2 separate regions of the Mus musculus genome follow, and region 1 is linked to region 2. A link is a loop called in an ENCODE intact Hi-C map of the cell type or tissue named here. Cell type or tissue: left cerebral cortex. All regions are shown on one strand.

Region 1 (2,500 bases), 66 kb before region 2:
TCTTTTTTTCTAAAAGCAAAAGGACACCAGGTCTGGAGCCTGTTGCAGCTTAGTGAGTCCTCTCCCATCAGGCTTTGCGGCGCTGATATTCTATAGCAGCAGATGGGAAGGATGTGAGGAAGACAGAAAGTTTACAAAACAAATGTGGCGGTCACTCGTCCCCTTCTGTAGGAATGGTCTTGATCGTCTGAAACCCTTCTGCGTCCCCTCTACTTCTAAAATTTCGTTAAAACAGAAATTCTTCCTTTGAGAGAAGTCCAAATTCCGTTTGCTCACTGAAGAAGCATGGCAGATCAACTGCATGCTCCGCTCTCCCTCTTTCTAGAAATGCACAGAGGTTAAAAATATGCAGTTTGGAGCTGAGATGAAAGGATGGACCATCTAGAGACTGCCATACCTGGGGATCCATCCCATAATCAGTCTCCAAACGCTGACACCATTGCATACACCAGCAAGATTTTGCTGAAAGGACCCTGATATAGCTGTCTCTTGTGAGACTATGCCGGGGCCTAGCAAACACAGAAGTGGAAGCTCACAGTCAGCTATTGGATGGATCACAGGGCCCCCAATGGAGGAGCTAGAGAAAGTACCCAAGGAACTAAAGGGATCTGCAACCCTATAGGTGGAACAACATTATGAACTAACCAGTACCCCGGAGCTCTTGACTCTAGCTGCATATGTATCAAAAGATGGCCTAGTCGGCCATCACTGGAAAGAGATGCAAACTTTATATGCCTCAGTACGGGGGAACGCCAGGGCCAAGAAGTGGGAGTGGGTAGGTAGGGGATTTGGTGGGGGGGGGGGTCTGGGGGACTTTGGAGATAGCACTGGAAATGTAAATGAAGAAAATACCTAATATAAATAAACAAACAAACAAACAAGCAAAAGCCTAAGAGAACACAGCACACTGTACAGGAAGGGCATCAAGGAGGACTCATTCAGCAGTTTCGACTGATGCGAGGCTGCGAACTCTGGCTGGTGTCTGAGGGACTGGACAGGAGGTCTTTGGCCCTCCTCTGTCTTCCCCTCAATCCCCGCAACCCCCCCCCCCCGCCCCGGCCCCAAGTCCTCCTTGGAAGGCCAAGCACGGAGTGAGGTAGCCTGGGCTAAAGGTGGGAACATGGGTTTTTCTGACTATCACCTTGAAAAACTCCAGAGAATCTGGGTCACGCAGAGTTTAAGATACCGTTGTAAGTTGAACAGAAGGGAATTGGGTGAAAATCTGCACACTGAAGAGATGGGTTCAGCCCTCTTCCCCCACATGCTGCCTTCAGGATTCAGGCAGCCGTGATGATACTCCCACAGAAAAGACCGCTTTAACTGAAACTGTGTGACTAAAAGTCTCTCTTAGGAACCTCGGTGCTAAATGGCCATATTCCCATAGACTCGTGCCTACACTCTCTTCGCTGACGTGAGCACCTTCTGGATGGAGGTGAGGTCACAGAACTGAGGACTCTGCTGTCTCTGGTATGATGTGAAGAGTGGTAGAGGTTAGAGCTTGTGTGAGATATCTTCTGTTGGTTTCTCAGTGCCCCACCCCCATCCTTTTGTGCCTGAGGTTTATGGCTCCCTGGCCTTATGGCTTCCAATTGAGTCTAGACAATTAGTAGCCCCCAAAACAGAGTTGAGGGAGGAAGGGCAGCGAAGTCTCCACTATCTGTTCCCTAGAGTATTTTCCTGTGAGGATGCCTTCTGTTCCTTGGCCAAAGGTCATAGTGCCCGTTACAGAATCTGTTCTGCATACCAGGCTGTTCTTCTTGGTTCTGAAAATCTCCCTCATCTCTTGAAGAGCTGACGAGGTGGTGGGAGCTCTACCACTGTCAATCAAGGTTCAACCACACCCATTCCTAACACTGTCAATCAAGGTTCAGCCACGCCCAGTCCCACCACTGTCAATCAAGGTTTAGCCACGCCCAGCCCTACCACTGTCAATCAAGGTTCAGCCACGCCCAGTCCCGCCACTGTCAATCAAGGTTCAGCCACGCCCAGTCCTACCACTGTCAATCAAGGGTTCAACCACGCCCAGTCCATCCCTTTGTGAAAGCAGAACAGCTGTGTTGGCTTCTCTACCTCCAAGTTTGCAACCTCACTGTTGTGGATGGTGTGTGGGTGCTCCTGCTGTGGACTGGACTGAGAATGGAAGGACAAAGGTAAAGATCCCACAGAAGATGGGGGAGCTGTGGGCCTGGATGCCACTTCCCCAACAGAGTGGGTCAGGGAATCCATCAAAGTGTGCACAAGAGGCAATGTTGTCTGATCTGGGTCTGACTTCCAAAAGTCTTCACGAAAACGTCTCCTATAGGCAAACCCTGACTAGATCTGTTCTGGAAATTTCTATCCAGGTTAATCATATTGACACATAATCACCTCAGAAATTCTAGTCCCCTTCCTACGTTCAGATCTCCCTTTTGCGTGTGACAAACTGAATTCAATTGGAGTGGCTTGTACCTCATGACATTTCTGAGGCGCTAAAGATGAGGAATAGCAGTAAGTCTTTGGT
Region 2 (2,500 bases):
CGTGTTTATATTACAGGAGCTGAAACAGGAAGGCAGAGTCAATCCTGCGTCATCCAGGTGTGTACTGGGTTCATGCGTGTTGTGGAACTTGTATTTTCGCTTATCTAAACACACGTTCCCATGAACAGAAGAACTATTGATTTGGGGATTTTAGCAGTAAGTAAACTCATATTTGACAAGTCCACGAATGAGGATCAATCAATGAGCACACCTATAGAACTGATTCTTGGTTGTTGTCACCTTATGATAAACATTTTTCCGTATGGCTATTAGTAACTGTCTTTACTGAGATTGTAAATTAAGTAAAGCAAGGGATTTCTATGGAAAAAAAACACACCAAGGTTAATACACATATCTGTACATACCTGTATGTACTATACGAACTTTCTTTTTTAATAAAGGTACTTTAGGGAGCTTTGGAGGTAAGGGTCTTCGCAGAAGTAGTGGATGCTGCTGGGTTTTGAGTGAGCGATAAATGCTCTTTTTCATAGCTGCTGGTTAAGTGAGAACTGAACTTCCTGAGAACGAATCGTTACTGAAAAGAAGTGGTTATCACTTAGAAAATATCCTTACGGAAACCATTCTGAGTTGCTATGATACTGAGTTTAAGCAGGCTAGCATTGTAAGGAGGGGGGGGGGGGAAAGAGTAAAAAAAATCATTTAAAATTTATTTTTGAAGTACTTTTAAAATGGCATATTTTTAATACAGGCTTAAGCATGGAGCTTAAGAAAGACAGAGAGGCATTCAAAAAGTTTAACGTTTTCTTTCTGTACTGGATATTGAAACTCTGGTCTCATGCAAGGCCATATCACTGAGCCAAATCCCCCTGCTTTCCAATTTGCTTAAAATTAGAAGTTGGGAAATACATTTGTAAGCCCAACACTTGAAAGCCTGAGACAGGAGGGTCAGCCTGGGCTACACGGGGAAGGGTGGTTTCTTTTAAAAATTTAGATTAATAATTAATATAGATAAAACATATTCTATTATTAATCTAGACCTTGCTAACATTTCCCGTGTGAGTATGAAATTCAACCAGCCAACGCTATTTTCAGTCAGTAAATGGTGACCTCTCTCCCTGCAATATAGGCATTGGCATTTCATTCACTACCTCCCAAATATTATCAGTATAGACTTAGAAGGGATTTTGGAAAAAAAAAAAAAAAAGAAGGTAAAGGCCTCTGAAATCCCACAGTATCTAACCATACACAAACGGTTTTCTTGTATGGCGATGGCTTGTTTTAACTCTCAGCTGACTTAATTTGTCCATAATTATGCAACTCCAAAATAAGACAGGCTTTTTAATACAATGAGATGTTCCAGGATGGCGGGGAATCCCAGAGAATAGGGAAATAAGGACACCAGCTGTCCTCCGCCCCCCCCCCCACGCCCCACCGCCCAAAATAAGTCTTTGTTTTCAGGGCAACCTCAAAAGTGCCTGGCACAGTGCAGCTCCGCGGAATGCCCGGCAGGCAGGGAACCCTGGTGCGGTGCAGAAGAGCGGTTTACCCGCGAAAGGTAACTGCAGGCCAGCGCTCGCTCCTGATTTGTCGGCTGGTAGCGCGTGCCCGCCCGCCACAAGTTTCCTTTTCTAGTTGGTGGGGAGACCCCATCACCACCCCCCAGTCCCCAAGTGTCCAGCTCCTACGGACCCTGCCTTCAAGCACACAGACCAGATTTCCCACGTCCATCTCCTTTATCCCTGAGTCCTGGCTGCCAGTGACTGTCTAGCGAGGTCTCCAGTTAGGTCTAATTCCATGTTTGTGCTGGACGCAGCTCCTTTAGCAGCATCCCCAAGCCCTGCTACAGCCGAATTACGCTCATAGTAAGGACCACCAACTAGTCCCCGCCCCCCAACACTTCCCCACCCCCCCGCACCCGCACACCCCCCCCCCCCAGCTAGCCCGGTAAGAAGCGCAGGCGCACGAGGGTTGGGCACGTCGGGAACTAGGGGCGGGGCATTGAGCCCCGCCCATCTGCCCCGCCCACTCGATCCACCCACTGATTTCGCCACCTTAGGCCAGTGGCCCCTAATTCTGCTGCGGGCAGCGCAGGATGCCCGGAGGCTGAAGTGGTGGAGCCGGGAGGAGTGGCTCCACGTGTAGCTGTACGGAAGGCTGTGGTGACAATCGTTATTACTATTCTTACTCTTAAAACAGTGGCCACTATTATTTACTTACTTTTCTCCATGACTTGACACCGGTGTCTGGAGACTGGGTTGGCATTTTCTAATACGGCTACACTTTTGGGCAGCTGGCCACCGTTACTCATTTTGCAGTAAAACCCTTGTCTCCAAATCGCACGTTCTGTTTTCCTTCTTGTCTCTTGGGTGCAACCTGGTTTGTCTTTCTGTTTTTAAAGTTCTTGGTGGAAGTGGAACTGTGTGGGAACCGAGAGCTGTAAGGCAGTGAGTGGTTCCAAAGCTCTTTAAAAGGACACCCAGGTCTCACTGTCACGGTGGTTGGCTGTGATTACCGGTGTTGGTGCTGTCTCCATGTTCAG

The links. A loop is a pair of places that touch in the nucleus more often than their neighbours do. Peaks named below come from ENCODE experiments on the same cell type or tissue, not always from the same donor. Only the 100,000 strongest peaks of a DNase experiment are listed, where the experiment ranks them.
Region 1: it touches region 2 in a loop (2.3-fold over the local background); 3 of 42 quality-filtered maps call a loop at or near these places.

What each region holds. Positions count from the first base shown.
Region 1 is chr14:75,062,793-75,065,292 of GRCm38, forward strand. No RefSeq gene overlaps it. Among named protein-coding and RNA genes, the nearest start is that of Rubcnl, 48 kb to the left of the region's middle. In left cerebral cortex, no CTCF peak of the experiment used is centred here; a DNase peak (open chromatin) is centred at 1,335.
Region 2 is chr14:75,129,100-75,131,599 of GRCm38, forward strand. It overlaps Lrrc63 (leucine rich repeat containing 63), which reads right to left and starts at 1,784. Exons shown (of 10, transcript NM_027581.1): 1 at 1,672-1,784; 2 at 366-535. The coding sequence starts at 489. It also overlaps a transcript of Lcp1 not described here. In left cerebral cortex, a CTCF peak has its summit at 1,512; DNase peaks (open chromatin) are centred at 1,623, 1,958 and 2,294; H3K4me3 peaks cover 1,368 bases; H3K27ac peaks cover 268 bases.